2 separate regions of the Homo sapiens genome follow, and region 1 is linked to region 2. Evidence: read pairs that join two places in POLR2A ChIA-PET (ENCODE). Cell type or tissue: PC-9. All regions are shown on one strand. Links, peaks and the distances in the headings refer to the core of each region. The heading gives the core; the rest is flanking DNA. Region 1 has its middle 28 kb from the start of PDIA4. Region 2 overlaps EZH2 (enhancer of zeste 2 polycomb repressive complex 2 subunit).

The links. ChIA-PET counts read pairs that join two places held together with the same protein. Peaks named below come from ENCODE experiments on the same cell type or tissue, not always from the same donor. Only the 100,000 strongest peaks of a DNase experiment are listed, where the experiment ranks them.
Region 1: POLR2A ChIA-PET joins it to region 2 with 12 read pairs; 2 of 35 experiments call an interaction of 5 or more read pairs at or near these places.

The regions. Positions count from the first base shown.
Region 1 is chr7:149,050,482-149,063,000 of GRCh38, reverse strand. It overlaps the pseudogene COX6B1P1. Among named protein-coding and RNA genes, the nearest start is that of PDIA4, 28 kb to the right of the region's middle. RefSeq lists a silencer at 11,777-11,977. In PC-9, for the core only: no CTCF peak of the experiment used is centred there; a DNase peak (open chromatin) is centred at 6,200; H3K27ac peaks cover 1,591 bases.
Region 2 is chr7:148,815,179-148,827,697 of GRCh38, reverse strand. It overlaps EZH2 (enhancer of zeste 2 polycomb repressive complex 2 subunit), which reads left to right. Exons shown (of 20, transcript NM_004456.5): 7 at 432-534; 8 at 1,066-1,244; 9 at 8,011-8,102; 10 at 9,581-9,821; 11 at 10,307-10,476; 12 at 10,920-11,014; 13 at 12,152-12,192. It also overlaps the pseudogene RNU7-20P. Among named protein-coding and RNA genes, the nearest start is that of EZH2, 63 kb to the left of the region's middle. In PC-9, for the core only: no CTCF peak of the experiment used is centred there; no DNase peak of the experiment used is centred there; H3K27ac peaks cover 585 bases.

The DNA.
Region 1 (12,519 bases), core at 1,474-9,473, 240 kb before region 2:
TTTAATTCAGGAGAAATCAATAAACACTTATTGCATACTTCCCATGTATCAGATTCTGGGGTAAGTAGAAAGATAAATAAAATATAGTCCCTACCTTCATGGGGCAAATAGCCCACTGAGAGAGACATATGGGCCGGGTGCAGTGGCTCACACTTGTGATCCCAGGACTTTGGGAGGCCAAGGCGGGCAGATCTCCTGAGGTCAGGAGTTTGAGACCAGCCTGGCCAACATAGTGAAACCCGGTCTCTACTAAAAATACAAAAATTAGCCACGCATGGTTGTGGGCGCCTGTAATCCCAGCTACTGGGGAGGCTAAGGCAGGAGAATTAATTGCTTGAATCCGGGAGGTGGAGGTTGCAGGGAGCTGAGATCATGCCCCTGCACTGCAGCCTGGGTGACAGAGTGAGACTCCATCTCAAAAAAAAAAAAAAAAAAAAAAGGCATATGTATTGCGTGAGGGCACTTTTGCTTGCAGATGACAGAAACTCAGCTCAAAGTACCTAAAGGAAAAATAAAAAGTAGCTTATAGGTTCATGTAATAGGAAGCCCAGTGGTCGGATTGTCTTCACAGCTGGCTGGGTGCAGGGGCTCACGCCGTGGTTCAGGGCACTTTTGTGCTCTTTCTTCTTAGTTTTGCTTCCCTCTGTGTTGACCTTATTTTCTCCAACTGCATAGGTTTCTTTCATATGCTGAGAATGATAGTTGCCAATGGCCCCAATTTCACTTCATGTTCCCAAAGGTGTTCTCCAGATAAGGCAGATTTACAATTGCCCTCAGCATTTTTTCTTTTTTCTTTTTTTTTGAGACAGAGTTTCACTCTTGTTGCCCAGGCTGGAGTGCAATGGCACAATCTCGGCTCACTGAAACTTCCGCCTCCTGGGTTCAAGCGATTCTCCTGCCTCAGCCTCTCGAGTAGCTGGGATTACAGGCGCGCGCACAAGGCCCAGCTAATTTTGTATTTTTAGTAGAGATGGGATTTCACCATATTGGCCAAGATGGTCTCGAACTCCTGACCTCCGATAATCATCCCACCTCGGCCTCCCGAAGTGCTGGGATTATAGGCCTGAGCCACCGTGCCTGGCCACGCTGTCAGCATTTTTAAAGGCTCAGAGAGGCCCTGCAACAAATAAACCTGTTAAACTTTGTTTAATCTGTCATTTCCCAAGTTTATTTCATCTGAGAACCGCCCCCCCCCCAACTTTTTTTGTTTTTTTTTTAACAGAGTTTCGCTCTTGTTGCCCAGGCTGGAGTACAATGGGGCGGTCTTGGCTCACTGCAGCTCTGGCCTCCCAGATTCAAGTGATTCTTGTGCCTCAGCCTCCGGAGTAGCTGGGATTACAGGCGCCTGCTACCATGCCCGGCTAATTTTTTTTTTTTTGGAGACGGAATTTCGCTCTTGTTGCCCAGGCTGGAGTGCAATGGCGCAAGGGGGCTTGGCTCACCGCAACCTCTGTCTCCCGGGTTCAAGCGATTCTCCTGCCTCAGCCTCCCAAGTAGCTGGGATTACAGGCATGTGCCACCACACCCCGCTAATTTTGTATTTTTTTAGTAGAGACGGGGTTTCTCCATGTTGGTCAGGCTGTTTTCGAACCCCTGACCTCAGGTGATCTGCCCGGCTCAGCCTCCCAATTCTGGAAAGATGAGCATTGATTACAGGCGTGAGCTATTGCGCCTGGCCTGTATTTTTTATTTTTTTTTAGTTTTTTAAGATGGAGTCTTGCTCTGTTGCCCAGGCCGGAGTGCAGTGGCGTGATCTAGGCTCACTGCAACCTCCGCCTCCCAGGTTCAAGCAATTCTCCTGCTTCAGCCTCCCAAGTAGCTGGGAAAATTAGCACACCGCCACGCCTGGCTAAGTTTTTGTATTTTTACTAGAGATGGGGTTTCACCAGATGCCCAGGCTGGTCGCGAACTCCTGAGCTCAGACAATGTGCCCCGCTTGGCCTCCAAAGTACTGGGATTACAGGCGTGAGCCACCGCTCCCGGCCTAATTTTTGTATTTTTAGTAGAGATGGGGTTTCACCATGTTGGTCAGGCTGTTCTCGAACTCCTGACCTCAGGTGATCTGCCTACCTCGGCTTCCCAAAGTGCTGGGATCACAGGCATGAGCCACCGCACCTGGCTGAGAACACTTTTTACAAATATTTGGTAGCCACACCCTTTAGGACTGGAATTCTGTGGAATTCACTTTGGGAAGTATTGTGAATTTCTTATACAAAGGACGGAGCAATTAATTCTTCCTGTGTAGGTTTCACTAAGGAAAAGTCGGTTGCTCTAGGCCTTAAATGATTTAAAAAGAGAAAGAAAAAAATATTTTCCTGGGTTAAGGAGATGGGAGAGGGCATTTCAAGAGGGTTTGAGAAAAGACAAAGGGTGGTGAAAATGGAGTGCGTTCAAGACTGCCCTGTCATCTTTTGTGGCTAGATCATAGGATTCTTTGGGGGAAAATGGCAGGAAATAACCTGTGTGAGGCCAGCTCATGGACGGCCTTGAATGCTGCATTGGATTTGGCCTGCATCCTAAAGGCATTAGGCTGCCACAGGGGCTTTAGAAATGAGAAGGGAATGATCTGTATATTGGAAAGTTAACTGATCACATGATGTAGGTTGAATGAATCTGGAGAAACTGGAAGCAAAATGGCTAGATAAGAAGCTATTTCTGCTGCAACTTCTCAACTCTAACTCTCCTGTTACAACATGAAAGCAGCATAAAAGATACATAAACAAGTGAGAGTGGCTGTGTGCCAATAGAAATTTATTCATGAGTTCTGAAACTTGCATTACATATCATTTTTACATGCCATGAAACATCCTTCTTTTGATTTTTTTTTTTTTTTTTTTTGAGATGGAGTCTTGCTTTTTTTGAGGCTGGAGTGCAGTGACTGGATCTTGGCTCACTGCAACCTCCACCTCCCGGGTTCAAGCAATTCTCATGCCTCGGCCTCCCAAGTAGCTGGGATTACGATGGCTAATTTTTTTTTTTTTTTTTTTGAGATGGAGTCTTGCTCTGGGTTCAAGCAAGTCTCGTGCTTCAGCCTCCCACGTAGGTGGGATTACAACGGCCTTTTTTTTTTTTTTTTTTTTTTTGAGACAGAGTCTTGCTCTGTCCCCCAGGCTGGAGTGCAGTGGCGCTATCTCGGCTCACTGCAAGCTCCACCTCCCGGGTTCACACCATTCTCCTGCCTCAGCCTCCCAAGTAGCTGGGACTACAGGCACCTGCCACCACGCCCGGCTAATTTTTTTGTATTTTTAGTAGAGACGGGGTTTCACCGTGTTAGCCAGGATGGTCTCGATCTCCTGACCTCAAGATCTGCCCACCTCGGCCTCCCAAAGTGCTGGGATTACAGGCGTGAGCCACCATGCCCAGCTTTGTTTTTTTTTGTTTTGAGACAGAGTCCCACTGTGTCTCCCAGGCTGGAGTGCAGCGGTGCAATCTTGACTCACTGCAACCTCCGCCTTCTGGGCTCAAGCAATTTTCTTGCCTCAGCCTCCCAAGCAGCTGGGATTACAGGAGCCCATCACCACGCCAGGTAATTTTTTTTTTTTTTTTTTTTTTTGTATTTTTAGTAGAGACGGGGTTTTGCCATGTTGGCTACGCTGGTCTCGAACTCCTGACCTCAGGTGATCTGCCTACCTCAGACTCCCAAAGTGCTGGGATTATAGGTGTGAGCCACCGGCCCAGCTGTATTTTTTTTTTTAGTAGAGACAGGGTTTCACCATGTTGGCCAGGCTGGTCTCGAACTCCTGACCTCAAGTGACTCACCTGCCTCAGCCTCCCAAAATGCTGGGATTACTGGCGTGCGCCACTGTGCCCGGCCCTTCTTTTGATTTTTTTTGTTTTCTACAGCTAAAAAGTGTACGGCCAGTCATGGTGGCTCACAACGGTAATCCCAGTGCTCTGGGAGGCTGAAGCAGGATTGCTTCAGCCCAAGAAGTTGGGCTGCAGGGAGCTGTGATTGTGCCACTGCCCTCCAGCCTGGGTGACAGAGCAAGACCCTTGTCTCTTAAAAAAGGAGAAATATAAAAACCATCCTTAACTCATGGAATGTGAAAATAAAAGAGGCAGGCACTGGATTTGCCCCACAAGCTGTAGTTTGCTGATCTCTGTCTACAGCTCAGAAGACATGGAACTGGTATCAAATGCAAGCTTGTCCAACCCTCAGCCTGCAGGCTGCTTTGAATGTGGCCCAACACAAATTCATAAACTTTCTTAAAACATTATTAGTCGGCCGGGCACGGTGGCTCACGCCTGTAATCCCAGCACTTTGGGAGGCTGAGGCGGGTGGATCACGAGGTCAGGAGATCGGGACCATCCTGGCTAACATGGTGAAACCCCGTCTCTACTAAAAATACAAAAAAAATTAGCCGGGCGTGGTGGCAGGCGCCTGTAGTCCCAGCTACTCGGGAGGCTGAGGCAGGAGAATGGTGTGAACCCAGGAGGCGGAGCTTGCAGTGAGCCCAGATAGGGCCACTGCACTTGATCCTGGGCGACAGTGCAAGACTCCGTCTCGAAAAACAAAACAAAACAAAACAAAAAACAAAAAAAATTATTAGTCTTTTTGTGATTTTTTTTTTAGCTCATCAGCTATATTAGTCAGGGATCTCTAGAGGGATGGAACTAATGGAATATATATAGAATATATAATATATATAAGTTAATATAATATATAATATGTGTTATATAAATATAATATATAAATTATAATATATAATAAGTATATAATATATATTATATATAAAATATATATGGGGGAGTTTATTAAATGTTACTCACACCATCACAAGGTCTCACAGTAGGCCATCTGCAGGCTGAGGGGCAGGGAGAGTGAGTCAGAGTTCCAAAACTGAAGAACGTGGAGTCCGATGTTCGAGGGCAGGAAGCATCCAGGATGGAAGAAAGATGTAGGCTGAGAGGCTAGGACCGTCTCTCCTTTTCACATTTTTCTGACTGCTTATTATTCGCTGGCAGCTGATTAGATGGTGCCCACCCAGATTGAGAGTGGTCTGCCTTTCCCAGCCCACTGACTCAAAAAGTAAACTCCTTTGGCAACACCCTCACAGACACACCCAGGATCAATACTTTGTATCCTTCAGTCCAATCAACTTGACACTCAGTTTTTTTTTTTTTTTTTTGAGATGGAGTCTCGCTCTGTCGCCCAGGCTGGAGTGCAGTGGCGCGATCTCGGCTCACTGCAAGCTCTGCCTCCCGGGTTCACACCATTCTCCTGCCTCAGCCTCCCAAGTAGCTGGGACTACAGTCGCCCGCCACCACGCCTGGCTAATTTTTTGTATTTTTAGTAGAGACATAGTTTCACCATGTTAGCCAGGATGGTCTCGATCTCCTGACCTTGTGATCCACCCGCCTCAGCCTCCCAAAGTGCTGGGATTACAGGCATGAGCCACTGCGCCCGGCCGACACTCAGTTTTAACCATCACAAATCCACCCCTTGTCAACTTGAATCAATACACATCTCCTGAGATCATATATAATCTTCAAATAAAGATAATAATAGGGTCATAATTATGCCTAACATAATATAACTATCCTTCGTACAACCGGAAACGCACCAATCCCCAACCCAAATACTATGACATAAAGTTAACAATACTTAAATGCTGATGTGAAGTCAATAAATCTAAATGTCATGTGATACAGAAGAAAGGAAATAACATGTTTTTTGTTGTTGTTTTTTTTTTTTTGAGACGGAGTTTTGCTCTTGTCGCCCAGGCTGGAGTGCAATAACACGATCTCAGCTCACTGCAATCTCTGCCGCCTGGGTTCGAGCAATCCTCCCAGCCTCCTGAGTAGCTGGGATTACAGGCGTGCACCACCACGCCCAGCTAATTTTTTTATTTTTTTGTAGAGATGGGGTTTCGCCATGTTGGCCAGGCTGGTCTTGAACTCCTGACCTCAGGTGATCCACCTGCCTCGGCCTCCCAAAGTGTTGGGATTACAGTCGTGAGCCACCACGCCTGGCCTAACATGAAGATATTTTCTTAAGTAGAAGTGTATAAATGCACAAACACGTTTTTAACAAAAGGAGGAAATACTCATGAAAATTACAGTCCTCCTTTTTGCAGCTGGTCATGCGGTCATAGCTGGTATTAATGACTACCTTCTTCACTACCCGTTCTGTGTTCCCTTTATCTTCAGCAAGCACCTCAGCAGGTTGTGGTATTTTCCTGGTGGAGTGACCCAAACCTTCATTCCTGAAGGGTCTGGGTCACTTGTAGTCCTTCCTGGATTGTGCTGTTGTAGTTTCCGGTAGACCTTAATCACAGGGCATGGTAGTATCACATGGTAATACTAAGAGACACCCCAGGCTGGGCGTGGTGGCTCACGCCTGTAATGACACCCTAGGCCGAGGCAGGTGGATCACGAGGTCAGGAGATCGAGGCCATCCTGGCTAACATGGTGAAACCCCGTCTCTACTAAAAATACAAGAAAATTAGCCAGGCGTGGTGGCGGATGCCTGTAGTCCCAGCTATGTGGGAGGCTGAGGCAGGAGAATGGCGTGAACCCGGGAGGCGGAGCTTGCAGTGAGCCGAGATAGCATCACTGTGCTCCAGCCTGGGTGACGGGGCGAGACTCCGTCTCAAGAAGAAAAAAAAAGAGACACCCTAATGGATCTCCTCTATTCCATGCATACTCTTCCTTACCTCCGCTGTGGAGTAGTAGACTGATTTCATCTTGATAGTGCGGGTCAGTCACCCCAGCCCACACTGTAACTCCCTTCTTAGCCTGTTGATTTAAAGGTAGGAGGAGCCCAAAGTGTCCAGGTGGCAATCTTAACTTCCAGTTTAATGGAATCGTGTCTCCTGGTGGCAGCATTCCTCCCTCTGGAACTAAGACCTCTAGGCCAGCAGAACATAATGTCACAGGAACAGGAAGCAAAAATTTTGCTAGTGGATTACTAGGGGTGATGGTGAGTGGTGCCACTTCCACTTCAACCCCTTGATTCCTGGATCCGTGAATTCTGGCTATGGGAGAAACGGTACCATATATTGGACGCTGATTCAGAGCATACATGGTCTTGTGGAGAACTTTACCCCAGCCCTGCAGAGTATTGTCACCTAGTTGGAGTTGTAATTGTGACTTCAATTACAGTGAAGGCCATTCCACCATTCTATCAATCCAGCTGCTTCAGGATGATGGGCAACATGGTTAAGACCAGTGAATTCCATGAACATGAGCCCACTGTTACACTTCTTCTTTCTTTCTTTCTTTTTTTTTTTTTTTTTTGAGATGGAGTCTCGCTCTGTCACCTAGGCTGGAGTGCAGTGGCACGATCTTGGCTCACTGCAAGCTCTGCCTCCCGGGTTCACGCCATTCTGCCTCAGCCTCCCGAGTAGCTAGGACTACAGGCGCCCGCCACCACGCCCGGCTAATTTTTTGTATTTTTAGTAGAGACGGGGTTTCACCCTGTTGGCTAGGATGGTCTGGATCTCCTGACCTCGTAATCCACCCACCTCGGCCTCCCAAAGTGCTGGGATTACAGGCATGAGCCACCGCGCCCGGCCGCCCACTGTTACACTTCTTTAGCCCTAAAGTGAGTGCCTTGGTCAGAGGCAATGCTGTGTGGAATACCATGCATTCCGTGAGTCCACAGATGGTAGTCTTGGCAGAAGCATTGCCTGCAGGATAGGCAAACCCATATCCAGAGTAAATGTTTATTCCAGTGAGGACAAACCTCTACTGTTTTCATGATGGAAGAGGTCCAATATAATCTTCCTGCCACCAGGGAGCTGGCTGATTGAATGGTGCCATATCGAGGGCTCAGTGTTGCTCTCCACTGCTGGCAAATTGGGCACTCAGCGGTGGCCAGAGCCAGGTCCACCTTGGTGAGTGGAAGTCCATCTTGCTGAGCCCACACGTAACCTCCATCCCTGCCACCATGGCCACTTTGTTCATGGGCTCATTGGGCGATGATGGGTGGCTGGGGAAAGAGGCTGAGTGGTGTCCACAGAACGGGTCATCCTATCCACTTGATTATTAAAATCCTCCTCTGCTGAGGTCACTTAGCGGAGCACTCACATGGAATACAAATATCTTCACAGTTTTTGACCACTCAGAGAGGCTCCATCCACATACCTCTTCCCCAGATTTCTTTTTTTCTTTCCTTTTTTTTTTTTTAAGACAGATTCTCACTCTCGCTCAGGCTAGAGTGCAATGGCGCAATCTTGGCACACTGCAACCTCTGCCTCCCAGGTTCAAGTGATTCTCCTGCCTCCGCCTCCTGAGTAGCTGGGTTTGCAGGTGCCCACCACCACACCTGGCTCTAATTTTTGTATTTTTAGTAGAAATGAGGTTTTACCATGTTGGCCAGGCTGGTCTTGAACTTCTGACCTCAGGTGATCCTCCTGCTTCAGCCTCCCAAAGTGCTGGGATTACAGATGTGAGCCACCATGCCCAACCCATTTTCCTGACCCTTTCTGTTTGCATTGGACCTTAACTGTTATTTTTCTGCTTATATAAATTAAATAGGAATGCAGTAGGCTGCCTATCAATTTCACTTCTAGGAACACTGATTAATTAGCTAATGCCAGAGTTCTACACGAGTCAGACTATTCTGATTGCCACTTTGCCTCTGCTGTCTGTTAGGGTAGCTATGCCCACCTTGCCTTTGACAATTGAGTGCTGCCACTTGGTGTCTGCCAACTTGGGATCCAGTTATTCCCACTGTACTTAAATTTTTTTTTTCCCATGAGTTTTTATTAGCAGTGAAGTCATGATTTTGGATGCCGGGGTGGGGATCACCGGGTACTAGGTCCCCCTTCACCACCCTGGGAGAAGGACAGAGGACAGAGGAGAGGGAGGTGCAGCCAGTTCAGATCTTCCCGGGAAACGTGCCTTCAGCCCAGTGCTTGTCCCAGGCTGTGACCCAGTATGTGGGGCAGAGGGACTTGTACACATGCTGGTACCATTCGCACACAGAGATATCACCTCCTTTAGTGGTCACTGCCTTCTGACAGCAGTGGAAGTCCAGGTAGTTCTGCTAGCAGTTCCTGGTCTGGTTCTGGTTGGGAAGCAGCTGTCAAAAGGGGCAGTCTTGTAGTTCTTGATTTCGGTCTCGATGTCTTCTTCCGCCATGGTGCTGAATCCCAAAGGCAGCCTAGATACAACTTCTGTATTTAAATTTTGTAGTTGAGTGACTGAGATTCCCACTATTGGATCGGACATACAGAGAAGAGCAATTACAGGGCTCTTCAAAGATGCAGGTGCTGCCCTCACAAATCTATTTTGCAAAGCACTGGTCAAGGGTATATCTTCTGGACCTTTCCAGCTGGGATGAGTAGGTCTAAAGTGACTAATGCACTCCACCATCCCAATCTCCCTAAGCTTTCAGATCCCTTGCTCTACATTAAACCAAGGGAGATCAGGCATTTACAGCTCGCTCACAGTGGGCCATCTTCTAATCCATATTTCAGCTGACTAAGCAAATAAACTATTAGAACCTTTTTTTTAACTCCCTGAGCTGCAACATTAAATGCAGAGTCCCTAATTAGTAGGCCCAAATCAATAAATTCAGCCTGATCCAACCCTGTGTTTCTTCCATCTATTTATTTATTTATTTATTTATTTATTTATTTATTTGAGACAAAGTCTCACTCTGTTGCCCAGGCTGGAGTGCAGTGGCATGATCTTGGACTCACTGCAACCTCTGCCTCCCGGGTTCAAGCAATTCTCCCTGTCTCAGCCTCTCAAGTAGCTGGGATTACAGGAGCCCGCCACCAGCCCAGCTAAGTTTTGCATTTTTTTTCGTAGAGACAGGGTTTCACCATGTTGACCAGGGTGGTCTTGAACTCCTGACCTCAGGTGATCCGCCCACCCTGGCCTCCCAAAGTGCTGGGATTACAGGCATGAGCCACTGTGCCCGACCTGTTCCTTCCACCATTATCCCACACCCTTAATATCCATTCCCATGCCTGTTCTCCAGATTTCTGTTTATATAAATTAGAAAACTCAAGCAGTTCTTTTCAAGTGTAGCACATGTCCTAATGGGTCACACTCTCAGCCTCACCTCTAGGGGCCCACCAGGACTTTAGTTATAGGTCTAGAAGCAAACACGGGTGTTGGGGTGGTTTTTGAGGAGAATCAACAGTATCTTGCCTGGCAACTGCCTCAGGGGAGGCCATCACTGTTGTCTCAGGCAGCACAAGCTGTATCTCCTCAGACAAAGGTGGAAAGGCTGATGGCAGCATAGTCGGGGAGGGATGTTGCCACTACTGGAGATGGGGAAGCTGTTCCTTCTGGCAAAAAAGGTTCATCAGAGTTTACAAACTCAGTGCCCCCAGCTTCATCAGGGTCCTCCCACACGTCCCCATTCCAAGTTGCAGGGTCCCATTCTTTTCCGATCAATGCCCTCACTTTAATAGTAGACACCTGGCTGGGCGCGGTGGCTCATGCCTGTAATCCCAGCACTTTGGGAGGCCAAAGTGGGCGGATCACGAGGTCAGGAGATCGTGACCATCCTGGCTAACATGGTGAAACCCCGTTTCTACTAAAAATACAAAACAAAACAAAAAAAAAATTAGCCAGGCGTGGTGGCTGGCGCCTGTAGCTGGCGGGTGCCTGTAGTCCCAGCTACATGGGAGGCTCAGGCAGGAGAACGGTGTGAACCCTGGAGGCGGAGCTTGCAGTGAGCCCACATCGGGCCACTGCACTCCAGCCTGGGCAACAGTGTGAGACTCCATCTCAACAAACAAACAAACAAACAAAAAAACAGTAGACACCTGGTGAGGCTGTGCATGCACCTGTCACTGCAGGTCAGCCACTCACATGATAAGAGCTTGTGTCAGTTTTTCCACAATTTCAGCTCTTTCTCTACAGGAGATGAGACTCTCAGGACAATCTTAGCAGATTTGAGGCTCAGTATCTGCTTCTGAAGCTGGGAAATAGAATCCCTGAGTTCATTATTTTATTTCATCGCTCTGTCCATTGAATTTAGAAGCAACCAACCAGCTTCATTTTGTTCCTTGGTTCTCCACATATGGTGAAAGGTATTAGGTACAGAGTCACTAAACTCCTTGCCTCTCACAAGCAATGAATCAGGAGTGTCAAATGCATTTATTTTGCACAACTCTCTAAACAGTTCATGCTAAAGGACTATCAGTGTTCTCCAAACTATTAGAAGTATAGTCCTTAGCATTTCTAATCATATTAAGCAGCTGACTCCAGAAACCCCAAAACCAACAAAAGAACTCCATCCTTAATATTCTGTTCCTCTAGAATCACTCCTGGTACTAAAATCTGTATTAGTCAGGGTTCTCTAGAGGGACAGAACTAATGGAATATATATATGTATGTTTATATATATATGAGTTTATTAAGTATTAACTCACACGATCACAAGATCCTGCAATAGGCCATCTGCAGGCTGAGGAGCAAAGAAAGAGTTCCAATACTGAAGAACTTGGAGTCCGAGTTTCAAGGGCAGGAAGCACCCAGCATTGGAGAAAGATGTAGGCTGGGAGGCTAGGCCAGTCTCTTCCCATTTTCTGCCTGCTTATATTCTAGCCATGCTGGCAGCTAATTAGATTGTGCCCACCCAGATTGAGGGTGGGTCTGCCTTCCCCAGCCTACTGACTCAAATGTTAATGTCGTTTGGCAACACCCTCACAGACACATCCAAGATCAATACTTTGTATCTTTCAATCCAATCAAGTTGACACTCGGTATTAACCATCACATCAGCTATCGTTAATGTTAGTGTATTTTATGTGTGGCCCAAGACAATTCTTTCAATGTGGGCCAGGGAAGCCAAAAGATTGGACACCCCTAGAGTAGAGGATTGTTGCAAAGAAGTCAAGGATGTGAATACTTGTGGTGAGTGTGGCTACTCGCCTAACCAGTGAGGCAATCAGTGAGGTAAGTCCCAGTCAGACAGTCCTCATGCAGGAATAGAGCACAGGAAGAGACCTTTGTAAGTGGTGATGAGAGGTGTTATTGGTTGGCCAGGCACAATTGCTCATGTTTGTAATCCCAGTGTTTTAGTAGGCCAAGGTAGGAGGATACCTTGAGCCCAGGAATTCAAGGCTGCAGTGAGCTATAATTGTGCCCTACACTCCAGTCTTGATGACAGAGTGAGACCCTGTCTCTAAAAAAAAAAAAAAAATGAGAGAGGCCAGGCGCGGTGGCTCATGCCTGTAATCCCAGCACTTTGGGAGCCCGAGGCGGGCGGATCACGAGGTCAAGAGACCGAGACCATCCTGGCCAACATGGTGAAACCCCGTCTCTACTAAAATACAAAAAAAATTAGCTGGGTGTGGTGGCGTGCACCTGTAATCCCAGCTATTCAGGAGGCTGAGGCAGGAGAATCGTTTGAACCCCGGAGGCGGACGTTGCTGTGAGTCAAGATCACACCACTGCCCTCCAGCCTGGGCAACAAGAGCGAAACTCGGTCTCAAAAAAAAAAAAAAGAGAATGACAGAGATACAGAGAGAGATGTCATCACTGGCAATTGGTGAGATTCTAGGGTTCATAGGGAGTAGAAACCAATTGCATTAAGTATGGGAGATGAGG
Region 2 (12,519 bases), core at 3,521-11,520:
AATAATTTGGCGGGTGAAATAGCAATTTCTAAGAAGCGTATTTCAAAAAAGAGAAAATAACAAAAAGGTACCTTATTGACCTTATTGATCATCTAGTTCAGCTCCTTCATTTTACAGATGAGTAAACAGACCCAAGAGGTAAAGTGATCACTCTAAGTCACAAAATCAGTTAGTAGCAGAGCTGGGAGTAGAACCTAGGTTTTCTGCTTCCCAGTGCTCTTAAAGCTTTTCATATTTGAATTTGAATTTTGTTTTTGACTGACTGGCATTCCACAGACATGTAAAGTATGTGAGAAGTAAGTAAAACACAAAATAGAGATGATTTCTTAGAAAATCAGCTTTGTTATAGAGACATAATTGGGTAGAGAAAATGAAAGATCAAAAACTTGTTTACTTCCATTCTTTTTTTCCTTTCATATTCTCCTGTTTAGATAAAGAAAGCCGCCCACCTCGGAAATTTCCTTCTGATAAAATTTTTGAAGCCATTTCCTCAATGTTTCCAGATAAGGGCACAGCAGAAGAACTAAAGGAAAAGTAAGAATTTGTTCCTTTGAGGCAATCTTGCCCTGTATGGTATGTAACTCACCATTTTGGTTTATTACAAATGGAATCAATGTAGCGGATGAGCCACTACACTTTGTTTACAGTGTTTGCAAGATACTTGAAGCAACATGTGTACTTGTGGTACTCTGCATTACAAAATATTTCCTGTAGATAGAATAAATACATATGTATAATTTATATATACACATAAACACACACATATACATAAAATTTACAGTAGTACATTTACAGGAAAATTATCTGGATACTGGTAGAAATTTGATGTTTAGTTAAAACTAATATAATATCCTTTTCCATGATATATTTGAATCATATCGATGAATTTGATTCTTGATAACACCATGCACAATATTTAGTTGGCTCTTTATCTAAATAGAGCCATTCCTTTATGTTTTAGGCAAGATAAACATCAAAAGTAACACATGGAAACCTTTTAGAAACTGTTTTCAAAAAAGTGATTTTTGTTTCATGTTTACTTAAATTTTTCTTGGTTAATGTCAGATATAAAGAACTCACCGAACAGCAGCTCCCAGGCGCACTTCCTCCTGAATGTACCCCCAACATAGATGGACCAAATGCTAAATCTGTTCAGAGAGAGCAAAGCTTACACTCCTTTCATACGCTTTTCTGTAGGCGATGTTTTAAATATGACTGCTTCCTACATCGTAAGTGCAATTATTGTACGTTTTCATTTTCTATCTTTGTTGTGGAATTATGTTTTAAAGCAGCTTGGAGAGTGCTATCATTTATTACAACTAGAATTTATCATTTAATCTTGTAGTTACTTTGACAAATATCTTTAGATCTCAGTATTATTATTTTTACTTTGTTGCTTGAGGATTGCTCTGAAATCTTTTGCATGTATTTCATTTGGACTACTATTTTCCACTAACATGGAATTCAGGTCAGTGATTTTTTTTTTTTTCCCCCGTAAGTGCTAACTAAGCAGTTGTTTTACAATAAAACTATTATTATGAACTGGTAGCCCAGAGCAACATTGCTGATATTGATGAATAAATTGTGTTAAATAAGAAATTGGCCAAAAAAATGTTCAGGTAAGTGCTTGTCGATTTAATGTAATTTTATTTTATTTTATTTTATTTTTTTGCCCTCTGGGTAAGTTGTTTTTTAAAAATACCTGCATTTGAATACAAGTAAAACGTAAAATGTTCTTAGTGAAAATGTAAGTATGGTATATACAAAAATACTTTTTTCCTCTGGCATTTCTAGGGAATGTGGTTTCTTAGTAAATTTTCCTGGTAATTGAAACTTCTAAGCACAGTTTAAAAGCGTCAACTACTTTTGAGGCACATATTTTGAAAATGTATTTAATACTTCCTAATTTTCCTAGAGTAGTTTGCTTATTATAGTTTGGTTTTTCCTATATTGTATTTTAGTACGTCTGTCTATGGCATGGTAATTTCTTTAGGGGCTTTGACCCATTGTAAAATCGTTTTCCCCTGTACTCAACGGCCCCACATTGCTTTGTTGTTTTGAGTTCCTGTGCCTACCATTGACAGATTTATTCCTCCTCGTTCACCAATGATAACGTCTTTTTAAGCTTGCCCAAGCAGCTGTACCTCACCTCCTCCTAAGTGTTTGCTCTACTTGTTTTTGCTGCAGCTAATAATGTGTTGAGTGATGTAATACATTGGTCTGGAAATGTTAAGTTTTGTTTTTGTGTGTGACATATTAGTGGTTTAGTTATCTTAAAATAGAAAAACTTGAAGTAGATTTTTAGAATTATCATTATATTGTTACCTCCTTGCTCTTGTTCTAACTCCTCATCTAGTTTAAATTGATTTGGTAGTTTTAAAAATTCGTAGTAAGTCATCCATTTGTTGCTTCAGCCATTGGACAGTTAAGCCCTTGAAATAGTTGTCTTGAATTTCATTTTAATTTCCCTTTACACACCATGAATTTATGAATTACATCGAGTTTTTATTAAGACTATTGGACATTGTATGTAGATATCACTATAGCAAAAGAATTGAGTGGAAGCACTATTTTGGAGTCGCTGAAAGGTCCTTCCAATTTGTTGTTTATAGATGTAGCATTTAATAAAGTTTTTTTGCTGTAAAAATGAACCATAGAAGTAGGACACTACTTTTAAACATTACAAGTTTTTTATTGTGCCATTCAGAGATGAGTAATTTTTTTTTTTGTTAACTTGAATCTTGAACCTGTTACTTACCTCATTCTAGCTGGGGAGAACAGTGGAATATTTTACTTTAATAAAGTTGGCTTTCATGGGGCTAATTGGCTGCCTCCTTGTAGCATTTGGTGGCCATGGGTCCAACTGTGCTAGGCCCACTTTTACTTCTTTTTACAGTAGAGCCAGTGTCTTCATCATTCAGTCCTATTGAGTTCTGTAGGAACTTCATTGTTTTACGTTAACTTCGACAAAATACCACACATGGTATATTTTTCTTAGGTAAAATAAGTTACTAAATAAATCATTAAATATATATAATCATGCATTACTTATGGACGGAGATGCATTCTGAGAAATGTGTTGTTAGGTGATTTTGGCATTATGTAAACACAGAGTGTACTTACACAAACCTAGATGGTACAGCGCATGACACACCTAGGCCACATATCCCTGCAGCATGCCACTGTACTGGATACTGGAGGCAGTTGTGACACATTGGCAAGTATTTGTATGTTTAAATCATAATAAACATAGAAAATATACAGTAAAAATACAATATTATCTTATGGTACCACTGTTGTATATGCGGTCCATCATTGACTCAGATGGTATGCAGCACATGACTGTTTCTTTTTTGTTGTTGTTGTTGTTTTTTTTTTTTTTTGAGACGAAGTCTCGTTCTGTTGCTCAGTCTGAAGTGCAGTGGTGTGATTTCAGCTCGCTGCAACCTCCGCCTGCTGGATTCAAAGGATTCTCCTGTCTCAGCCTCCTGAGTAGCTGGGATTACAGGCGCCCGCCACCACGTCCAGCTAATTTTTGTATTTTTAGTAGAGATGGGGTTTCACCATGTTGGCCAGGCTGGTCTTGAACTCCTGACCTCAAGTGATCCACCTGCCCTGGCCTCCCAAAGTGTTGGGACTACAGGTGTGAGCTACCACGCCTGGTCGATTTTATGTTGAATATAGCATTTTGTGCTTTAGTTTTCTGGTCTCTTATCTTGGGGATACGGTAGTACTTCCTTTACAGAGCTGTTGTGAGGATTAGATGAATTAATGTGGGGAAGATACTTAAAATGGTACCTGGCTCTTGTTAGCTATTGTTGTTTTTAAAATAGGTCATCATTCACATGGTTTACGTTTCCAAAAAGTATTAATATGAAGATGTGCTGGGCGCGGTGGCTCATCCTTTTAATGCCAGTGCTTTGGGAGGCAGAGGTGGGAGGACTGCTTGAGCCCAAAAGTTTGAGGCTGCAGTGAGCTATGATCATGCCACTGTACTCCAGCTGGGTGACAGAGTGAGACCCCATCTCTTAAAAAAAAAAAAAAAGTATGAAAATGTGTACAATAAAGTCTCCCAATGACTTTCTGTTCCCCATCCTTCGAAATTTTACCTCACTCTTCCACTTTTATTAGTAGTTAACCACTTTTATTGGTTCTCGTATTTTTTTTACAGTTTCTTTGACAAGTATAAAGATACCCTTTTTTCTGACCGTCTTATTTACATGGTGGCATAGCATTCAGGCTTTTCCCTTTTTTTGGAATAAGGATAGGATTTAATATTGTAGCTATTAGCTTTATCTGTATAGCTGCATAGCCTGTGCTGTAGGAGGTTCCAGAACTTACTGGACTGGTCTCTAATGGTGACCATTTGGATTATTTTGAGCCTTATGCTGTAACGATGCCACAGCAAATATCTGTACCCATTTCATGCAAGTTTAAGTTTACCTGATAAACTCTATTTAGGTATTGCCAAATGACCTGCCATATGGGGATGCAGCACTTTAAAGCCCTACCAGCAAAGTCAGAGAGCCCTGCCCATAGAAGGTGTTACCAAACTAATTTTTAAAATTGATTTTATAAGTGAAAAATGGCTTTTAGCATTATTTTTAAATTCTTGTTTTTCTTTGTTTTTTAATCTCTGCTTCCCACAGGTGATAAGCATTGTTTTAATATCTGGATTTAATTCCTTTGAATGAGGGTAGGATCTTCCTATATGTTGAAGAGTGAACTATTTTTATTCTTTGTTTTTTTGATTTTGTGAGACGGGTCTCGCTCTGTCGCCCAGGCTGGAGTGCAGTGGTGCAGTCTTGGCTCACGGCGACCTCTGCCTCCTGGATTCAAGTGATTCTCCTGCCTCAGCCTTCTGAGTAGCTGGGATTACAGGCGCGCACCACCTCACCTGGCTCATATTTTTATTTTTAGTAGAAACAGGGTTTCACCATGTTGGCCAGGCTGGTCTCAAACTCCTGACCTTAGGTAATCCACCCACCTCAGCCTCTCACAGTGCTAGGATTACTGGTGTGAGCCACTGCGCCTGGCCTATTTTTATTCTTGGTCTCATAGATCTTTTTGATGTCTTAGGAGCTTTTTATATAATCAGGAAATTAGGTTTTTTGAAATATGAGTTGCAATTTTTTTCAAGTTTATTTGGTAAAAGTCCCATAAGCAAAGTTTAAACTTTTTTTTTTTTTTGAGACAGTCTTGCTCTGTCGCTCAGGCTGGAGTGCAATGGTGTGATCTTGGCTCATTGCAGCCTTTGCCTCCTGGGTTCAAGGGATTCTTGTGCCTCAGCCTCTGGAGTAGCTGGGACTACAGGCATGTGCTACCACATCCAGCTAATTTTTCTATTTTTAGTAGAGATGTGGTTTTGCCATGTTGGCCAGGCCGGTCTCAAACTCCTGACCTCAAGTGATCTGCCCGCCTCAGCCTCTGAAAGTGCTGAGATTACAGGTGTGAGCCACTGCACCTGGTCAGTTTAAACATTTTTTAAAAAGTAGTTGAATTTATCAGTTAGCTTTCCCATTCCAAGATTATAAAGCGTTTCTCACTTTTTCTAGTATGTTTTAGGCTTCATTTTTAAAAACATAAATCTTTGATCCATTTGGAATTTAATATGATGTGGATTATAAATCTGATCCTCCTCCTCACTTCCAAAGTTGCCTAGTTGTTTCATTTACTGAAAAGTTCATCTTTCACTACCTTGAGATATTTCCTTCATTGCCTGTTGCCATATGTATTTGGGTTTCTCAACATTGTGTTCCTTTAGTCTATTCATGAGGCGGTATTCAGAGATCTCCTGGCAATTCTTGTTTTTCTATATAAATTTATTTATTTAGAGAGAGAGATATATATACATACACACATACATACATACACAGGGTCTTGCTCTGTCACCCAGGCCAGAGTGGTGCAGTGGCACAATCATGGCTCACTGCAACCTTGACTTCCTGAGCTCAAGCTCTTCTCCTATCTCAGCTTCCTGCGTAGCTGGGACTACAAGCATGCACCACCATTGCTGGTTAGTTTTCTTTTTCTTTTTTTGAGATAGGGTCTCACTATGTTGCCCAGGCTGGTCTTAAACTCCTGGCCTCAAGTGATGCTCCTACTTTGGGCTCCCAAAGTGCTGGAATTACAGGCGTGAGCCACTGCACCCAGCCTATATACATTTCAAAATCTGTTTGTCTAGTTCTTTTTAAAAAAAATTAGTGGTATGTTTATTGGAATCCCATTAAATTTATAAATTACCTAATTTCTTTTTAAAATATAAGGGTTAAGTCTAACTAACCATACCATCACCTCTCTTTTTGTGTCCTTTAATTATCTCCCAAGTTTTCTTTATGTGACTCTTGTACATTTTTTGTTGAGTATTTCTAGGTATTAAACTTGCTGCTGCTGTTGGGCTTTTTCCACATTTTGTCTTCTGTTTTGTACCCTGCTACCTTACTGCATTGTCTTCATGTTTTATCAGTTTCTCAGTACATTCTTAGGAGTTTTCCAGCTGTGTAATTATACTGTCTGTAGTTATTAATGGTTTTACCTTCTATCCAGTCTTTATAACTGAAGCTTCTTTCTCTTTTCTACCTACTTTATTTATTTATTTTTTGGTTGGGCGGGGGAGGGGAGTGGGGAGGCTTTCTGATAAAAACCAGAAAGCCTGCTAGACAAATTCTAAAAGAGCTGTAACTGTCTTTTCTACCTACTTTAGCTTGTAGTTTCAGTACAGTTTAAAAATTAGTAGTGCTGGTAGATAGAGATAAATGTTCTGTCTCTTCTGGATGAGTTTTAGAAAATTATTCTTTACATCCAGGTTTTGAGATTTATTTGTATGAAGTTTATGTGTTCTCTAATGTTCGTTTTATTTTTGTTAATATTCTTGTTCTCTATATATTTCATTGTCACTTTTTTGTTAAGAAGTGGTTTTTGTATTTTAAATTATGTATTTTTTTCTTCAGAGAACCAGCTACAATGTTAGTTTAACTCATAAACAGAAAAACAGTTGTATTAGGGTTCCTTAACAAACGTAATCCAGCACCAGATTAGTATTGGTGTTAGGCTGTCTGGAGCCTAATTGCTCACACGCTTCCAACAGAATCTGAGCCTTGAATTTTTCTTCTTTAAAAACACAACTTTGTCCTTTTTTTTTTTTTTCCTTCCTTTTCTCAGTCTTTAAATATGGCTTTTTACAAATATTTAAAAGATGATTTGTTTTGTGGAAATGTCACTTGTTTTTCTCCAAATTAATTTTCATCTTGTATAATTCTGAATAGTCCATTTCCAGCATTTCCCTTTTGTATATGAGGAAGTAAGTTTTTGCAAGAAATTCTGTGAAGTTAGCACTGCTGTCAATGTTCACACTCTTTTCATGTAGCAGTGTACCCGCATTTGAATCTTTCTGTTACATTATTTTGGAATTTTAGGTTTCAAACAGTGTATCTTTCTAAAATCCGTTTTTTTGACATTGTAATTTTCTGTGGCAAGACACTATAAGCTCTCACCAGGTTCTTGGATTGGGTATGATTCACAGGAATTGAATGTTAGTAATCTGGGGCTGTCCTCTTTATCATTAAAAATGAGTTTTTACAACTGGTGACAAGCTGATTGCTGACCTTTCTTTAGAAATCAAGAAATTGTATGTCAGAATTAAAAATAGGAAATCTGATTTAATTGTAGAGGGTCTATCAACTGCTTAGACAGAGATAGTAAGATTCAATTTAAGTAAATGTTTATAACCATAGTTATGCGCATCAGTTTTACTTGCAAGGAGAAAAATGAGAAATCACGACTCATTCCAGAATTTACTGTTTTTCCTTCCTGCTTAATGGTTGGAGGAGGAGGAATGGAGAATACGTTGTGATCATTCAGTAAGAGCCTGAAGGAAAGTTGTATGAAGTAACGTAAACCACATATTAGCAAGATTATAATCCATTAATTGACTTTTCCAGTGGAACTGGAAGAGTGAAAAAGTAAGTATTTTATAGTTATATTAGATTCTTTGTTTCATTTATTTTGCAGCTTTTCATGCAACACCCAACACTTATAAGCGGAAGAACACAGAAACAGCTCTAGACAACAAACCTTGTGGACCACAGTGTTACCAGCATTTGGTAAGACTTAGTGCCTAATTATTGCAGAGGGTACTTGAGAGGACTTTGCACTTTGGTGGAGGTGATCAAGTCAGCGTTAATGTTGTCTGCACCCATGCTGTTATGGGCCATATGATAGACAGAGCTTTCTCACCCATGCTGTTTCTTCCATAGCTCATGTACTGCACATTTTAGTCCTTCATTAATGTGGTATTATTCTTTTTAAAATCTGTGTTATCTCTTCAGCAACATTTCAAGGTCTTTAGGATCAAGGACTTTTATGCCTTCCACAAAGTCTATGAGAGTTGCAAGGCACAGATAGTCCGCTTAGAAAGCAGGCATGCAGTAATCATACGCAGTAGATCCCAAGCCCCTCTCATAGCCATATCCCTCTACTTGAGTTTTAGATGCACTGTCATTTCAGCTATGTGATAGGTTCCACAGATTTTTTTTTTTTAAATGATGGAGAACAGGTAAGGGGTTAGGAAAATATGAGGTAGAAAAGTTGTTTTTACGGGTACTCTCTTATTTTTACCATTTCCCCTCTTTGAACCAAGCCACTCCTACCTAGGAACTAAATGGGTATATATTGCCTGTTGGATTTTGGACAGAAGATTCATTGAATGGCACCTGCAGAAGGTATCCTATTTTTAAGCAATTTGGTTTTTGTAGAATGAAGTATAAAACTGTTGGCTGCTGTCAAACTTCTCCCTTCTATTTCCACTAAAAAAATGGAATTCTTGAGCACTTGTTTTATAATATTCTTTACAAGGCAGAATTTTGTTTGGCTCATCTAAAATGTTTCTGTGGTCTCTATAAACCATGCTCTTACCATTGTTTTATACTTTGAGACTGGATTATTGTACTTCATAATGCAAGATGTAACCCTCACAGTCTTATTCCTGAAGTTCCTTTCATGTCTTCCTGTGGCTGTGTATCCTTCACAGGAAAAAAAAAAATGTTGGATGTTTTAATAGTAAGACAGGAAGTGACAAAGTCAAGCATGTTTGTGTTTTGTGTTCTTGTATAGTTGAAATATTAACACGAAGAGGTATGCATTATCTTAAACTCTGCATAGGTAGTCTGACTCCGTGCACATTAGGTATATGATTCTTTTGTAAAGATTCACTTTTAAATAGACTGTATGTCCATAGAGATAATTACCTTTATTACATGAAGTATATTTCATACTTTATCTTCTTATATTTTAACTTAATTATAACTAGCTAATATATTTTACAAATTCACAATATAGAACTGTCTTGCCTGATTTTTGTACCATTCTAGGAATATATAGAACCCATATTTCTCTTTCTGAAATTTTCAGACTATCAAAAGCATATCAAAACAAGTATATTAGACATGCAAATGATTATTTGTGATAAATGGATAATGTGATACATTTTTTGACTAACCTGGCTTATATAGTATTTTTTTTTCTCTTCCATCAAAATGAGTTTTAGAACTTTGCCCTGATGTTGACATTTTTCATTTCGTAGGAGGGAGCAAAGGAGTTTGCTGCTGCTCTCACCGCTGAGCGGATAAAGACCCCACCAAAACGTCCAGGAGGCCGCAGAAGAGGACGGCTTCCCAATAACAGTAGCAGGCCCAGCACCCCCACCATTAATGTGCTGGAATCAAAGGATACAGACAGTGATAGGGAAGCAGGGACTGAAACGGGGGGAGAGAACAATGATAAAGAAGAAGAAGAGAAGAAAGATGAAACTTCGAGCTCCTCTGGTAAGACACGTCTAATAACTGGGTTTTACTGTTCTGTGAAAGTTCGTGTTGTGAGGATTAAGGATGTATAATGCATTGAATAATTTTCTTAGTTGGTTAGTTTCAGTATAAAGACCAGAGTTATCTCAAGAATGTGTAGCTGTGTTGTTTCTGTTTCCTGCCTGCACCCGTACCCTAGCTTGTGGTGTTTGCCCTGCTTGGTTGTTTGAAAGCTGATGATGCACTTTATTCTCATTCTTTGTGCCATTTTCTTTTTTCGATCTTTCTCAGGTAGGGAATAATGAAATTTGGATCATTTGGTTTAATATTCTTGACGTTCTGTGAGTAGTTTTGTTGGAAAATGTGAACTACGATGGGTTAGTGTTTTGCCGATTGGATTTGAGTTGTCCTCATCTTTTCGCTTTTTTCTTAAGCACACCCTGAATTGTACTTCTTAATATTATTTCCAATCATTTCTTGACCAGTGCTTACATTTGGTTTTGTAGAAGCAAATTCTCGGTGTCAAACACCAATAAAGATGAAGCCAAATATTGAACCTCCTGAGAATGTGGAGTGGAGTGGTGCTGAAGCCTCAATGTTTAGAGTCCTCATTGGCACTTACTATGACAATTTCTGTGCCATTGCTAGGTTAATTGGGACCAAAACATGTAGACAGGTAAGATATCCGATAAAAATGTTGTTAAAAGAGCTTCAAACATAGAGATAAAACTGTACTCGTTGTCCAAACAAAGAAAATTCTTGGTTATTACTAAGCTCCTATTCATCTCCTAAAAATAATTTTTTTTTCTTCCCAAGAGGGAATTGAATGAAAATTATTCTCCAGGTATGTTACAGAATTTCCCCAATGTAGACTTTTAAGGTTAGATAGCAGTAGCTTTTAAAAGCTAGTAAGAATTGAAATTTAGCATCACAGTTCTTGACCAGAATATAATTACAGCTACCCCTAATGTGAGGGTAGGGACAGCGATGTGTGTTATATCCCCAGCATCTAGCAGTGTCACAGAAGAGACAAAGACATTTTTCTGGTATGCATGAGTATAAGAATGGTTTGCCTAAATAAGACTGTCCTCATGGCTCTGTGACTGTGCCTCTTGTCAGGTGTATGAGTTTAGAGTCAAAGAATCTAGCATCATAGCTCCAGCTCCCGCTGAGGATGTGGATACTCCTCCAAGGAAAAAGAAGAGGAAACACCGGTGAGTCTGTCATGAAGCTCCTTAGAGAAGTCAACATAGATAGACACTGCAGGCAAGGCCCTTCCTAAGGGCTGTTGTTGGTTTCTACTTAGTCTATTTTTAAAAAACCTTAAACTGCCATCAAAAACAGAACTATGGAATCTTATTTCCACTGGGAATTGCTAGTATTTTTCTATAAGAATACAGCAGCCTTCAGTATATTTGGTATGTTAAGAGTCATAAAAATTACGGTTACCAGACTGCATTTGGGTTAAGAAAAACATATTTAGTAGCTTTTGCAGTAAAGGTTACGTAAACAATTACTTTAACATCATGAAATGTTCTGTGTTTCTGATGTGAGCTCTGGGCCAGTTTTTAGAAGTATCTTTTATTCCAGGAGCTTGAATTTCTAAGTTGTGTGGCATTGCATTCCGATACTCCTAATGGGTACCCTACTTTAAGCTTGTGTGAATGTTATTTTCACCTTAGCGAATGTTTTCAGGCTGATTTGATTTGTAAATGTAGAACCAGAAAAATTGATGAGTGGACTATCTGCTCTAATCTCCCCATACCTCTACCTCACATTTTTAAAAATGAGAAACCTAATTGGGTAGGTAAGGGTGCAGTTAGATTATGCTTCTTAAATTGTGTACAGGCTCATGTTACATTTTCTTACTTTAACAAAAATAAGTGTAGGGCCAACCCAATTTAGAATTTTTTTAAAGTCAAGTTTTTATTTTTATTTTTTAGGCTTTAGGAGATGCTTCTGAAATTTTGGTTGAATTATTTCTGACCACGTAGTTCACTTGCTTGGTTTATGATGCCTGAAATAAGAGGAAGTGATCAGTGTCATCCACATCAGAATAAATCAACAGGCAGACACACCTGCTGCTTTGTGCAGCATTGGGAGCTCAGGAGTTCTGACCAGGAGTCATGGATGAACACAGGAAATGACGTCTTGCCACACCTGGGGCAGCCTGAGCCATCAAGCTGTTTGAGTTGCTTCAAACTGATGGCAAATATAAACTGGGCAGGGCATGACTCTTGGCTTTAACGCATTCCTGTATTCATGGCACAGATAGATCCAGTTAAGCAGCTCTCTGTTGGATTTGTAGCTTCCCGCAGAAATTTGGTTTAATTTTCTTTGTGTTTTTGCAGGTTGTGGGCTGCACACTGCAGAAAGATACAGCTGAAAAAGGGTTAGCATCTTTCCATTCCTCTCATTATTAGCTTAACAATATCTGCTTTGTTTTCATTTGTTTTAGAATAGTAACTGGATTAGAGCTTGGGTTATTCTAATATAATTGCCTTCTGTATGTTAAACCAATTTGAATGGAGGACGTCTACTGATGAATCCCCAGTCAATTCTCTTCTGTAAAGTGGAGGCTGACTGGAAGGTGTGAGTCCGAGTCAGTTGAAGGAGAAGTGCTTTGGGATGGGACTGAGATGTAGCCGTGCTTTAGATGGAACTCATAAGCACTTGGGGGTGGGAGAGTATTTTTTGCCATCGTTGTGGAAACCGGAAT